2 separate regions of the Mus musculus genome follow, and region 1 is linked to region 2. Evidence: chromatin loops called from intact Hi-C (ENCODE). Cell type or tissue: left cerebral cortex. All regions are shown on one strand. Region 1 has its middle 94 kb from the start of Gm40302. Region 2 has its middle 230 kb from the start of Ppargc1a.

The links. Hi-C counts contacts between places; a loop is a spot of excess contacts. Peaks named below come from ENCODE experiments on the same cell type or tissue, not always from the same donor. Only the 100,000 strongest peaks of a DNase experiment are listed, where the experiment ranks them.
Region 1: a loop joins it to region 2, with 3 times the contacts of the local background. A loop is called at or near these places in 4 of 42 quality-filtered maps.

The regions. Positions count from the first base shown.
Region 1 is chr5:52,032,105-52,040,104 of GRCm38, forward strand. It overlaps a transcript of Ppargc1a not described here. Among named protein-coding and RNA genes, the nearest start is that of Gm40302, 94 kb to the right of the region's middle. In left cerebral cortex, no CTCF peak of the experiment used is centred here; DNase peaks (open chromatin) are centred at 260 and 3,455; H3K27ac peaks cover 245 bases.
Region 2 is chr5:51,775,287-51,783,286 of GRCm38, forward strand. It overlaps a transcript of Ppargc1a not described here. Among named protein-coding and RNA genes, the nearest start is that of Ppargc1a, 230 kb to the left of the region's middle. In left cerebral cortex, no CTCF peak of the experiment used is centred here; DNase peaks (open chromatin) are centred at 373, 4,605 and 7,783; H3K27ac peaks cover 407 bases.

The sequences.
Region 1 (8,000 bases), 260 kb after region 2:
CTGGAAAAACAATTTCACTGCAATAGATAACACTAAAATACTCTGAGAATAATCTATAAATGAATGCTGGATTACTAGTCTAAAGACGGTGGTTATAAATGATTACATGAAAGAGTTGATGTTACTTTGAAAATCTTAGAGCCTGTCTATGGATTTTTGTATCTTATGTGTAACATTTTTATGAAGTGATTTTGCCTTTACATAATAGCTTTCATCTTCAAAGCACTTCACAAATATGAACTGGTTACATAAAAAGCTATATTGCCGCACAATCAGAATACGGGAAAGCTGGGGTTTCCCTTAGCAACACTCCTAACACACTTTGTTTGATTGACAGAAATGGTTATATATTTTAAACATGTATAATTATCAACACTGTGAAAAAATCTAAAGGGTTAACAAAGTTTTTAATACACCGAGCAGTTGCTGCTTTACAAACAAATCTCTCTTTGACTGACTCAGTAAAAGTTCGAAAAAAATTAAACTTATGATCAATCCTCCTTGTACTCTTCTATCTCATAAAATCTGTTAAATATCAATAAAGGCTATTCAATGAAGCATTAGCATATTGAAATTGAAAAAATTAAGCATGCATCAATGAGGGGTGGTTAAATAAATTATGGTATATCTATATGATATGATATTGTCAAATATAATGCACTCATTAGAAATTATATTTTTTTAAATACACAGCGAGGCTTTTCATGAAACATTCCCTCTCTTAAAGTTCAAAAGAATCTCTACATAAATAGTTACAGAGGTTGGTGCAGTGGCTAGAGCGTTTGCCCAGCATGCATGAAAGCCCCGGATTCAGGTCTTAGCACCACACAAAAGCAATGGTGATGGTTTGCCATCATAATCACAGCCGTTTCAAGGTGGAGACAAGAGGTCATCCTTAACTGTTTTTGTAAATTCAAGACCAGCTTAGGATACATGGGCTCATGATGAAATATAAAGTGGGTTTTGATTGCTTTTTGCAGTGCTGAGAATTGAATCCAAGGCCTTGGGCATCTGTCATAACCTCTCTGTTGGTAAACTACCTATTCAGTCCTTTTGTTTGAATGTTGTTTTGGAACAGGATCTTGCTAATTCCTCCAAGCTTGCCTCAAACCTGTGATTCCAATCCTTCTCCTTCAGCCTCTCCAGCAGCTGAGACTAGAAGCTTGGACCAGTCTGTGGGTGAGAGTGCTTTCCTTTGTTTTCTAAATTGCAGGGCATGAATTTTATTTACAGGAAAACAGGAGCATGCTTCTTGTCCTCAAGACCTCAGAGCTACATCTTACAAGGGGGCCAAGAGCTTAGTGAGGACAGCACAGGCAAGGCAAAAGAAATACCATTCTAGGTCACAGAACCGAGAGATGCATGGAAACTCAAGGAGAGCCATTGTGGCAGAGCACAGCCAAGATTCTTAGAAGTTAATGGAGACAGTGCATGGCTGGTCACAGAATCTGACTACTGTGCAAGAGTCAACAGCATCCCTTCCAGATGACATGAGGAGGCTTCTGTGGAGGCGGGAAGGTCAGCTCAATAGTGTGAGGGGATTCAATGAGTAATTTTACTCACTCCAGCTAAAGCAGGAGGACAATTGGAAAAAAGTAAGACTACATCCAAGGATACAAATTAGTGACGCTCCACAATCTTATCCGAGGCAGAAACAATGGGACAATAAAGAAAAGAGGAGGGTTCAAGGCCAACTCTAAACAGAATAAGTATATCTGGGTGCTGGGTTAGATGTTAGAGAATGAGAAACTGGATGATATAATGTCTAGGTTTCTAGACAAGGTAACCGGGTGGAGAGTGTTAGCATTATCTGAGTAAGATCTGAGCAAAGGCAGCTTTAGACTTGGGAAGTATAGAACCAAAGAAGATTCTACCTATCCCCATTAAAAGTAAACAGTAGCCAACAAGAACTGGTATGCAACCCACAGATGCAAAGGGTACAAAACAGGCTTGAAAACACAGAGCGCAAAGCCCTGTGTATATGGGCAGAAGGCAGGGGAAAGTGAGGAGTGTGTAAGAGTGTGAGTGTGTGTATGAGTGTGTGGATGTGTGTGTGTGGATGTGTGTGTAGTGTAGGGATGGATTGTTGTAGAATGCAGGGCAAATTGAGGAGTGCAGACTGGTTACTTCCCACAATGAGTCAAAGACACAGACTCAGCAAAAGTGACCAAGATGGGAATGCCAAAGTTTGAGACGGTGAGAACTGAGGAGTAGAGATTTTCAGGGAACGAAATGCAGTCAGAAATCAAATGAGACAAAGCCAGAAATGTTTGATAATGCAAATCCTCATTGTCCATTACTGGTGCAATTACAGATGTATAGATGAAGGGCTAGTTCCAATTTAAGAAAAGTAGGAATAGACCAACTGCTTCTACCAACGTCATCGTGAACTGGGGAAGAAGTCAGCAGCCTTTGCAGTGGACACAGGATATAGGAGAGAAAACACAATCATGTAGTCACAAAACAAGGATATACCCAGACATGTCCAAATGCTTGTTCTTAAAATGTCAGAATCATCTAGCTAACACTTATGCGTACAGTCAACTGTTAATTATAAAAATCCTGAGATTCAATTTCTAAAGTCTTACCTTAAATGTTGATGCTACCAGGTCACTGAAAAAAAATGGCTAATATAAAGAATTCAGTTATTGCTATAAATAATTTGTAAGCAGGATTGAATTAGTTTTTCCTAAATCAGGTGCCAAGCAGTGAAGATTAAATTAACTGAATAATTCTTACAACATTAAGTAGACATGAAGCTGGTTGGGTAAAAATCCATTTGTGTAGCATCAATAGTTGAGGAAATTTGGACCAAATTTTTAAAAGTTTCATTTTAGACACAGAAGTATTTGATTTAATGTTAGGAACTTTGGCAGAGGCAAAAGCCCAGTGCAAAAACACGTTCACTGCCTAAAAGAACAAAACCTTAGAAACAACAAAAAAATCAGCAATGGAAAAAGACAACATAAATTATGGACTTCAGCTTAATGGAATAATGCACACTCATTAAATGCATGAAACAAAGCTGAGTAAGATTGTTTGTTCACTTCGACCGCAATCATATAATTATAAATTATGTATGCAAACCAAAAAATTTCCTAAAGATAAAATAATATGCAAACTCAAAGCAATAAAAAAAGAGCTATGTTGTAGGAATAAGAATTATTTTCCTTGCTTTTTTTCAAATTTCCCCTCAACGTTCTCACGAGACCATCCAGAATTTAGAAGGAAGAGAGAAGAGAAGGAGGAGGAGAAGGGAAATTCGGAAGAAAGGAAGTTGAGGGTAAATGGGAGGATAATCTAGGGAAGAAATCAATAGGAAGGAAGTCGTCTTAAGTAAGAAAAGAATTCTAAAAAAGAAAAAAAAAGTCTCTAAACATGTTTGTAGACTATTTGTAGACGGTGACTCATCCGTAGACTGTGAGCCCTGTTTAGAACTGAGTCAAGGTTAAATGGAGTTACCCACATGCAGGATGACTCACTGAAGCATCATTGCTAGGTACCCTGTTATCTATACGTCGTTGTCTGCAAATAGCTTTCAGTCTTTTTCATCAACTTTTCTGAAAACCAAGATGGCAGACACTTCTAGCATAAACTCTTAGTGTCCTCAACTCTTGACTTGCTTTGGGTCTGTGGTGATTTTATTTTTAAACTATTTTCAACTAAAATTTTAAGATGCTCTAATGAGGAGCCTTAGGTAGACTTAGAAAGAGCATGTTAGCAATGGGCCCTGTTTTAACCTTAGGGGATTCAGGAGAGCGAGGTCTGCATCCCAACATTTTCAAGATACTAAACTTCTTATACCTGACAGTACTGTCTCATCAAACAGATGTTTCCGCTTACTAGTTCAGAGGATTTCAATAGTTACAAGAGGGCTGCAAGTCAGAGGGGCTCAAATCTGAGCTCTGTTATTATTAGCTTGGAGACCCACCGTGAGCTGCAGAGATGATCTGTGCTTCGGATTCCTCATTGGCAAAATAGAGAGTATCCCTCTCTGGAGGTCTTGTAGATATTAAGTGAGATTAATGCATGCAGGGCAATGTGAGATATGTCTGGAACAAAATAAGCACACTGATAATGTTAGCTGCTATTATTATTAGGAACTACAGGGATTCCGGGAAAATTGGAGCTCTGGCCTTGAGAAAGCCTGTTCATATTACAACTAATAATTATAACAGAAATAAGGACAACAGCCATGATTATTATACCTTTTGAATGCATACCACTATCTGAATGTATGCCCTCATTTGCATACACACCATCATTTGCATACACACTATCATTTGCATCTTATAACTTCAGGAGAGCCCTGAAAAATCAAGTCTTAGACCCATCAGGTAGCTTAGAAAACTGAGGTCCAGAAAAATAAATCAACTGAAGGCTTCCCCTAAAATAGAGATGTTAGTTATGGGATGAGAGAGGTCCTGCTCCAAAACTACAAATTGCAGACTAGATAGTATCAACTGTCATGACATGATATAGAGGAGAGAAATCTGGTTGGGAGTTTATGATCTGCCTTTTTGTTGACAAAGCCATTTAGATGGGTTTAGGGATTTTAATGGTACTGTAAAACTGGGGTAATCACTAACCAAGGCATGACTTGTAAGTAACTTTTTTTTCCCCAGCGAAAAAGACTGAAGTAGCAAGTTGCAAAAAGCTGCAGCAGTCTGTAAGCTTCATTGTAGCAGGCAGATCCAGGGAGCCCTGGGATGTGATTATTTCTCAGACAGGCCTGTGGGTGCAGCTGGGGAATGAGATCTGAATCCCAGGACAGGAAGTTTCCACTTCTTCTCCCTCGAATACAAATTAAAAGATCACTGTTTGAAAAAGACTATGATCACAACAAAAGGGAGGATTTTTTAGCAATTTAAAGAATAAATCCTGACTGCTTTTGCAAATCGCTTTATAGAAGTATATGCACTTCACCCTGTCTAGAGCTATATACAAAAACCCCTTTTGTATAGAAAATTATGTGGAAAGGTAACAACTCACTCTGATTTCCAGTCACTGACTGGTCTCTATCCGATATTTTCTCCATGTACACGATTTGTGTTTGGTTTGCTTTGGTTTACGAGACAGGGTTTCTCTGTACAGCCCTGGCTGTCCTGGAAGTCACTTTGTGCACCAGACTGGCCTCGATCGAACTCAGAGATCTTGCCTGCCTCTGCCTCCCAGGTGCTGGGTTTAAAGACATATGCCATCACACCAGGCTGTGTTTGTGTTCTTACATAACTACCTCAAATGAGAACATATATCCCTCCATGCACATCATAGCACCTTGAGCCTTTGTTGTCTTCAAACACAATTCACTCATCAAGAGGATACTAGGTACGCTGATTTATTCTATTCTTTTGCATTTAGCAGTTCATCTGGAGCACAGCTCCTGGTATTAGCTATTGTTGGGATGGTGTTTTTCGTAACCTTTGGGTTTTGGTCACTCCTCTTTAGAGAGAGTGCCTAGTGGTAGAGTATTAGTGCACATGTGCTTAGGGTCCTGGGTTCTAGACCCAACACAAGAGACAGACAGAGACACAGAAAGACAGAGAGCCAGAGAAACAGAAAGTCAGGGATGGGGGGGGGAGGTAGATTTAAGAGCGCCTGTGTTTCAGACGTCTCTGACATGCATGATAGGAGATCAAAGAGTCATGACTTCCTAGGGCCTCCAGTTAGAACATGTACAGATGGCTGAAGCAACTTAAGACTGTGATTCATAGTGCCTTGAAAATATTAGGAGAAAGGAGTAATTCCTGTATCTGCATCTTCTAGGCATCTTGGAGTACTTCAAATGTTTGGGTACCCAAACCTATGGTTTATCTGCTGACTATGAGAGTTTAGTATTATTACAAAGTTCTTAAAAATCTGATTTAACTAGAAGGTTGATACTTTTCTAAAAATACATTTCTGGGTGAATATTATTCATAATACTGTGGGAGGTTTTTTTTTAACTTTTTTAAGATTTCTTTTTTATGGGTGTGAATATTTGCCTGCATGTATATCTGTGTACTGCATACATGCATAGTGCCTCTGGTCAGAGGAGGACACGGGACCCCTTTGAACTAGAGCTACGTACGGATGGTTGTGAGCTCCCATTGATGAGCAGTCTCTTCAGTTCCGAGAGCAAATACTTTATTTTATTCTTAATTATGCGCGCGCGTGTGTGTGTGTGTGTGTGTGTGTGTGTGTGTGTGTGTGTGTGTATGTCTTTGTACATGAATGCAATTTCACTACAAGGTTGTTATTTTTTTAAAAAATACCATTTCTGGATGAATATTCTTCATAATCCCATGAGGTCCAGAATCCAGAAAATGAGTCGGCTCTCCCGGAGCTACAGTTACAGGTAACTGTGAGCTTCGGGATGTAGGAGCCAGCAAGCAAACTCAGGCAAACTTTGCAAGAACAGCACACACTCAGCCTCTGAGCCATCTCTCAATTCTCTCATATTCTGAATGCAGCTCTTAGCAGTTTTATTTTACACACAACCATGATCAGAGTTTGACTTTGTGCCTCCCCCAAACCAACCCCAACCCTCAACATAAGACACCAACATGTCTAATTAATCAATGAGACATGTTGATCAATAAGTCATTAAGAAATCTATGTTGTGCTTGTAGACAGAAAGCTAGCATGGCTGTCCTCCGAGAGGCTCTATCAGCCGCTGACGGAACAGGCAGACACTCACAGACAAGCATTGGACAGAAGTCTAGGACCTCTATGGAAGACTTAGGGGGAGGGTTGAAGGAGTTAACAGAGATGGCAACACCATAGGAAGACTAACAGTGTCAACTAACCTGGACCCTTGGGAGCTCCCAAAGACTGAGCCACCAACCAAAGACCGTGCATGGGCTGAACTGAGGCTCCTAGCACATATGTAGCAGAGGAATGCCTTATCTGGCCTCAGTGGGAAAGAATGCACCTAATCCTGTAGAGACTTGATGTCCCAGGGAGGGGGGGGCTTGTCCAGTCCAGCAGGGGGCACCCTCTCAGAGACAAAGGGGAAAAGAGAGGGGCGGGGAGAACTCTGTAAGGGGGACTGGCAGGGGAGCAACATTTGGGATGTAAATGAATAAAATAATTAGTAAATAATATTTTTTTAAAGAGAAATCTATTCCAGTCCAGTGAAATGGCTCAATAGACAAAAGGCCTGGCCTCACAAGCCTGTTGATCCAAGGTCAATCCCAGAAAAAACCAGAAGTGCCAGTGTACATCTATAATCCCAGCAAGATGGGGAGGTGAAGACAGGAGACCTGGCTGAAAGCTCACAGGTCATCATGCCTGCAGTATGTTGCATATTCAGCAGAAATGATAGAGACCTACCTCTGCCCCACCCCACACACACACCTGGAAACAAGGTAGAAGAGAAAAACCAACTCCCAAAGAGTTTCTCTGACCTCTAAACACACACCCACATCCACACCCACACCCACACCCAAATAGACCGTCACACAATCACACACAAGTAATCAATTAACTACTTAATTAATCAAATGAAAAGGATGAAATCCACCACAGCCACACATTCTTTCTTCTCATCTGCTAGTTCCACCCCACCTAGAAAAGACTTAGTTGCGGATCTGACTTTACAGGGTCTGGTTAGCAACTGACTTGTATGCGGAGGGCGTGCTGATTTCACAAAGGAAAAAAACCACAATCGTGGTGTGGTCTCCTGAGAATACATTTATTTCTGCAGTATAAAACAAAATTAAATTCTTCAATCTCAAAAACTATTAAAAGGTTGTATTTAAAATGCATGAAGCATTAAAAAGACATCAAAATTAAAATAATCTCATAAATCTCTTCATTTAAAAGACTTATTAGAATACAGATCGAGGCAGAAAACAGCTGCCCCATACTCGGGAGCAGTAAATTATGACTATTTTAACTTTCTTTTATTTTCATACTGAAAATTCTTTTCCAGAATAATTGCATTGCTGTCGCAAGACCAACTGTCCCATATATTTAACATGAAACTGGTAAATCACTTTCAATGGACTCAGAGACAG
Region 2 (8,000 bases):
GCCAATGAAAATTAGGGAGAAACCTGTGGCACTTAAAGGAAGGGCCTCCTCTCAATGGAAGAAAATAAGAAGATCAAAACTCACAAGCCTTTGGCCCTGGCCTCTCTGTTTACCAATACCCAAGGTATGTGGAAGTGATGCTTAGAGCTGTGGCAGCTCTCTTGAAATCATGGGGCCATCAGTATGATAAGAAACAACCAAGAACATAAGCAGAAAGGGATGCCCAGAACCTCTCTTCTCCATGCCATAGCTGAACTGTGATAAACTTTGGGACCACAGATTTCCCAGCGTTTTCTGAGTTTATAGTGAAAAATTAAACCTAAGGGAAAGAGCCTTTCACCAAAAGACAAATGACAACCAACACCCACAGGCCAGATGGTAATGAGGAGAGAAACTAGTGATGAGAAGAGAAGTCAGAGTGACTTCTGCCACCCTCCCTCCAGCAAAGGGAAAAACAGTTTTAGCTTTCATAACTCAGGCTCTTCAGCTGCACATCAGGCTGACTGAGCAAGGAGCGGCCACCACTGCTTGCACGCATGTGTGCAGTGTGTGTGCAGTATATGTGCAGTATGTATGTACACGCATGTGTGCAGTATGTGTGCAGCGTGTGTGCAGTATGTGTGCAGTATGTATGTACATGCATGTGTGCATGCATGTGTGCAGTATGTGTGCAGTATGTGTGCAGCGTGTGTGCAGTATATGTGTAGTATGTATGTACACGCATGTGTGCACGCATGTGTGCAGTATGTGTGCAGTACACAGCACACATACTGCACACATCTTCCTTTGAGAGGGATAACACAGGGACTCACTGCTGACTTCCTTCATTTGCACTCTTCTCAGCACACATACGGACATATTTACACTGGACTAGACACATGGCCACTTAGAAAGACAGACCTTCCTAAATTGGACAACATGTGACTCCGTACCTCAAGTTTCACTCACCTCTGATTTGAAATACACTAAAAGAATATTATTACTGCTTAAGATGCAAACTACTGCCCTGAAAAATATTGCTTTTTTGTTCAAGGTGAAACAAGCTATAAATTAACGGTTGGCAGGGAAGAAGGTACATGAACAAACAGAAATCCTTACAACCATATGCAGCCTATGCTGCTTATATGAGGAGCCAATACTTCCCAGCAGATTAATCACTCTTTTCTTCTAACTTAATTTATTTCATACTTTAAGAAACCAAAATGTCCAGTAGCCACTATACTTGTGACAAAGAAACACAATAAAAGCAATTTCTCCAGCACAAAAAAATCAAGCGTTCCCGGTAATGCATTTTTGAATCCAGCATACCTTCCCCTAATGAGGTTTCGGCATGCTATAAATAACACTAATGAGACTTTGTCTTGCCCATGTAATATATTTCCTTGATATAGCCTCAGATTCTCTGTGTTGCATGGAAAACTAACAGCCCCAGAAAGAAATGTCGTCCAATAGCACATTAAAACGAAAAGCACAATTAAATATAAATGAATTCAGTAATTTAATTGCACAATTGTCGCTTTAAAAAATTCAGAAGAAAAGGAATGATGACATTTTTTTAAATCGGTAAATAATAAAAGTGCATGAGGGGACGGTACAATATTTAAATAAACATGTTTTGGTTGAAGGGTGGCTGGCAGAGATGATCACATGTGCTTGGGGAAATCCTTTGGCTTGGAGAAAAAAAAAAAACCCTGAGGATTGTGGTGCACTCCATCCCACCTGTGTGAAAACGGACATCTCAACTCCAACTTTATCTTGAGCGTTTCTCCTGGATCAGAGGGCTTCTTAGATCCTGCACATTATCAGTCAGCCTCCACTTCATTTCCAGGAAACCCGAAGAAAACATGGCAGAGCACATGAGATGCCTTTCAAGCAGCTGTGCAGTTTCCAGAGCCACGAGGCCTTGGTGTCACACCAATGTCACACCTGACTGTTGGCGAAGTTTCAGAATGGCTCACTTCAGTTCCTTCTCCTCCTAAGGCTCACCTAGTACAGCCTCCCTCCCTCTGCTGTCCTCCTGATGAGATCAGAGGCCTGAGGCTTTGCCTGAGATCTAAAGGGAGCCTCAGGCTTCACTGGGCATTGATTTGTATTCAATTCCAATCAAGCACACATCCAAGAAACCTACCAGCACTACTGGGTGGATAATGTGTAGAAGAGGCTTTTTAATTTTGAGTTAGCTATTATCTTACATCGTGGTTATCAGATCTGACAGAGGCAGGCTTGGTGCAGCTACCCAAGCAGATTTTTGCTAGAGCACATCAGAACATCTGAGTGGCCTACACTGAGCATGGAGTTTGTCCTGTTCTGCTTGATATTACAATGGTTTGTGCTGCTGGCTTTTCATCCCTTGATCTTGGATAACCCTCCACGTAGATAACATAGCTAGACATTGTTGTATTCATTGTCTCAACAGGTGTTTTTCCAATGCCTCACCTGCTTCAGGCCTGGATCTGCACACAGGATTATGTCATTAACTAGTCATGTTCCACTTTCAAGATCTGGCACTCGGTATGTTTGGCGTTGCAGATCTTTGAGAGCTAGACAAATATAAAGATTGTTTTGAAAAGAAATAAATTGCTACGAAGAGCACAGGGCAACACAATGGAGGCTCTTAATGTGAATGCTAACCTAGGAGCTGAAGAGAATGTCAGACAGCCAATGCAAAGACACAAGGAGGAGGGCCAACTTGGCAGAAGAAATAGAAAGAGTGGTGCTCATAAAGGCTCGGAGAGAACAGCAATTATAGGAAGGAGACAGGGGACATTAATAAATGAGCAGACTAATTCTCATAGCTCCACTTTTATCGTGGATGAAATCTAGATGGGATTGTATAAAAGGCCTGGAAGAGTCATGCCTTCAAGGTTCTAACCCTATCCCTTCTGACCATAGCCAGCTCGTTGGTCAAAGGAATATGCTGTGTTCTCCGGTACAGAGTTTCTGGTAGTGCAGGGGAGTCCACTCTCAGAACTGGAATACATTCCCCATCTGGCTTCTAATCCAGCCTTCAGAAAGTTAAAAAACAAACAAACAAACAAAGAAAAATCAATGACTGCACCTGCCCAGCAAAGTTGGTAAATAATGAGAGGAATGAAAGCTTCCCATGCCTCCAAAAGGATTGTGTCTGTACTGAGCAAGGGTGACCCTCGAGGCTTTTGGGATTTTAAAGTAAGTCATTTCACCCTAAACAGAAGGGTTTGTAGTTTTCAAAGATCAAATGGTCTACATTCAAATCCCACCAATGCCTTTACCTGCTTCAGGGCCCTGAGCTTCGCTCTGTGCCTGATTTCTGTGGGATAGAACAGAACTAATAGCAGCGAACAGCCATGACAAGCCTGCACAGTGGCCTTGACTATTTAATAAGGGACTCAAGAAAAGAAGCAGCAAGGACACTCCAGGTATACCCTGCTTTCTCTGCTTATCACCATTGCCTCCCTAGACTGCCCAGTTCAACACAAGAAGAGGGACAAGCCACACATGGTGGCAGACCCCTAGAGTGCTAGCACTAGGGTGTGGAGGCAGCAGTATTAGGAGTTAAAGTTTGTCAGATGCATAACAGGTTCAGCTCTAGGCCACCATGGGATACATGAGATTCTACCTCGAAACATCAAATAACAACAACAACAACAAAAAAAAAAACAAAAACAAAAAAAGAAGGGGAGAGAAAGAGAGAGCAACCGAGGAAAAGTTCCTCTGCCCCCTTAAAATTATTTTAACAGGTTATAAAGAAAACAGCTCCTACATGTATATTAGTTTTGAGTCTTCTTATCTCTCTGGCCCATGAGGCTAATAGGCATAGAATTTCTCCTTGCTATTAGCTTTCAGTAGTACCTGGCACACCATGACAGTCACGAAAGCTCAGCGGCTCTTCTCAAGTGAGCACTGCCTCTTCCAGAAATATCTACTTCTTGGTATGAGGATAAGGCTAGATGATAGTCACAAGGACATTGTGGAATGAAAAGGCCCTTGGCAGGAACAGGATACAATGAGCTTCTCTTAATAATCAGTGATATTACTAAGGAAGACCTATGAAGCTGTATGAATTAGCATCATGGTCTCCATGGTTCTAGAACATGGCCACAAAGTTCTAGGGGCTTCTCAACAACGTCCTGGCTAGAGTCTCCACTTTAGTAGAAACTTTACAAGGCATACAAGTTGAACCTCTGTTCTGCTTCCCAGATTGCTCCAGCTTAGATTCTTTGTGTGGAGCCTCTGGAGTTGTGAGGGCTGGGAGCACCAGCTGTGGGAGGCTGGCTGGTCATTCATCTTGCTTCTCTTAACCGTAACTCAAAAAGGCCAAGATCACAACTTGGAAAGCACCTCTAATCCTCTGATCCAGAAGAGGCAGCAGCAGACTGGATTTACAACAAAGCCCTGCCTGCAGAAATCTTCCTGTCACCTGCAGGCCACAGAAACCATTAGCATCCCAGTCATAATGTGCACAGTCAATGAGCTACACAGGCATTTCAAAACAGAGCACCTTCCTGCTATTTATGGGCCAAGGCAGCTCTCTGATTTTCCCATCAGCCTGCCATGGAGAAGCTACAAGGAACAGCTGTGGAACCCACCCTCTCACAGTTTGAGCATTTGAAGAAAATTCAAAGAAAGATTCCCCAAACGTTCAAAGGTGCTGTTTCCCAAGCCTGGGTCTCCTTGTGGGGATTTCAGCTCAACTCTCTGTCAGTGCCCTCTGCCAGAGAGGAACTGTTAGAAGAATCGTACTGCTGCCTAATTGCCCTACGCACAGCTCTCACCAAAAGCAAACCACAGCGGAATATTATTATTTTTAGAACACTATCCCGTTTTAACATTTGAGCAGCCACGTGGTCTTTTGAACCACAATGGTCCTTAAATGAACCATTTTCCCCTCTTCTCTGAAACAGATAAATATAGACATATATATTTAATAAGCCCTTTACCCTTACATAGGCTGATAAAAATACATTCAAACTCTATATCCACATCTATTTATAAGCATAACATATACACATGGGATATTTAAAGTGTTGATTGGCCTTCTGTAATCGTTTTTTCCACTTGCATAGAAAATTAAGTAGAGGTCAACACAATGAAATGCTCTCTAAGTCACTGCTGTTTTCTTAGGAAGTCCAGAATAATAGGCTCCAACCTGGAGGGGGAAAAAATGTCAATGCAATCTAAAAATAACAGAAGGTGCATAACAAATTTGTCCTCATTTTGTTCTTAATAGAAGGTGTTTCTAGTGCATCGGCAAGAATGACCTATCAAACGCATCACCTTGTACAGTCAATTTATTCCTTTATCAGGCAGTCATTGGAGAGGTGTTCTACTCTGCATTGTCTCGACATAAAACAGAATGCCGAGCCTGCGTTCCTATGCAGAGGCAGCGAAACCTCTCCAAAAGACTTTGATCAAACAAAAGGGGATGAGGCAGGGACACTTCCTCTCTCATTCCCTACATGCTGCCCTCGCCTTGGCTCAACAAAGACTCTCCATGGAAGAGTTAAGTTGGAAAGAGGAAGGCCCTCTGGCTCTCCTGTTCTGCATCTCCCCAGTAGCACACAAAGCCTGCTCCACAGCTCTTAACTGTTTCCGAAGACCTGAGGATGGAAGGTAGGGGGTTTCTCATTGCTCAGTTGTAAATAACAAAAGCACAAGAGACAAAGTTTTTCTCAGTGGCCACAAGAGGGGTGGAGCTGCTTAGAGGTGAAAAAGCATCAAGAGAGAGACCTGAATGGAGTATTTCCTCATTGGCACCTCACCATTTTAACAAGCCAAATTAAAAATAGAGACTTGCCCAACCTCACAATAACATAGCATATACATTTATCCACACATTTTGTGACATACAATATACAACTAACATATATATGTCTATACATACCTATGTACATACATCCATACATTCATCTGTATGTATGCACCCATGTATATAAACTGAAGTCAGTTTATATACTTATTTGGATAATAAGGTCTCTAATAGGGACAAGCAGTAAATGGAAAATGAATGTATTAATTGATTTGGAATGTGACTGAAGGCACAAATCAACCTCCATCTCATAAGTCCCACCCAAACCCATGTCTGACTCCCAGATTCTTAGATTCACCCCATGTGTCCATCTGAAAGACATTGCCTGGTTTACGTACCTTTCATAGGTTCCAAATATCCCTGGGACAAATGATACTCCAACAAGCCTGAGAACAATATAAGAACCAATGCCAGGTAGCTAGAGCCAGTAAGCAAACAAAACTTCTCACAGGCAAAAATAAATACAAATCGAAAAGCTTGTAATGTTTCAGGGCTTGTGTGTGTGTGTGTGTGTGTGTGTGTGTGTGTGTGTTATGTGTAATCTTTGTAAACAACTCTGTGAAAGCGTGTAAGTGTATGTCGGTATGAATACATTGGACATTCTGGATTCAGCCAGTTGGAGGACTGAAGAAACAGACTCCAGACCCCATCACCAGTTCCTCCCCATCCAAGCCACCCAGAAGGGATGGAGTAGGGCTGGTTCAGACACACTCCTTACTCCTTGGCTCCCCAAAGAGGCAACAGCTCCAGGCTCCCAATCAAGGTTTACTGACCCCCTCCTTTATAAACAATATCTCATGTTTCCCTCTAATGACTTTGAACATGAATGTTGTCCCCTTTTCATACATGAGAAAATCGAGATTCTGGAAAAGTAAAGATGTATGAGTGGTCACACAGCTATTAAATGGCTGCCAGAGCCTGAATACATCCACCACCACTCCAATATTTATAAGCTGAAATCCTAACTCACAGGGTACTAGAGAGTAAATTCACTTTTTTTTTCTCATTCCTCTAAGAGAATGAAAATATCTGGCAAAAGCAACTTAAGGAAAAAAGAGTTTATGTTGGCTCACAGGTTGTGGTAGTAGCTTTGTTCATCTTAGTGGTAAAGGCAGGGCGGCAGGTGTGTATGGATGGCAACTGGCCACGTCGCACCCACAGTCAGGAAGTGGAGAGAGATGAATGATGCTGTCTAGTTCCCTTCCTCATTTTCATACCTTCTTGTTTCAAAGTCCAAGGGATGGCACTGTCCATAGTAAGAGTGGTTCTAACCCCACCCCCACTCTCAGCCATCAGTTAATTGACTCTAGAAACCCCTCATTCTAGCCTCTTTTCGGTAACAATCACATCAAGTTAAGTTTTCTTGAAGCCTGTCAGCTATAGGGCCAGAGGCCCCATGAACGGGATTCCTTACTATTAAAGAGACCCGAGAGAGACGGATCTTCTTTTTCACCATGGAAGAACACAGCAAGAAGGCACAGCAAGAAGAAATGACTGTGCTCTGGGTGTCTCCATCTCCAGAAGATAAGAGATACTTTTTTTTTGGCTGCTCCCAGACTTTGGTATTCCATTCTAGCCACCTGAGTGAACTATATAGCAAAGCCAGGGTCAAACTAGGTCATCGGGCTCTTCTGTGCTCAGCTTCCCTGCAACAACACACATGAAGGAATTGAGCACACAGGTCACCATTCTGGTATACTCTGCCTTATTCCCAAAGAGCAGGGGACTATGTTCCTGGCCAGAGGACTGCAGAAGTCAGCATTATATCACTAGGACCCCAGTGTATCTGAAATGCCAGGGCTTCCAGTCACATGCCAATAGTCAGTCCCTGTGGGATTTGCTGTGACCAAGAAAATCCTGCCCAGAAAAAAACAAGGACCTCTAGATTGGAGGGAAACTTCTTCCCTCTAGTGCTGTTTCTCCAACAAGTTAGGATAGTAGCCAAGCCCGCCCTCAGGAGCTGGTGGGCAGTGACAGGTCTCAGAATGAGCCTTATCTGGACACAGCCATGGGGAAAATGGAATCTGTAGGAAACACTGAGTGTGGACAAGCACCACTGAGTGAGAGATGCGGACGATACTAGTTCAACCCCAGCAGCTACGCTGCCAGGACAGTCACCTGTGCCCTCTGCTCCTTCCGAACAGCCCGGAATGACACAAGAGAAGAGTACACCACAGCCTCATCCACAGCTATATATTTTAAATAGCATCTC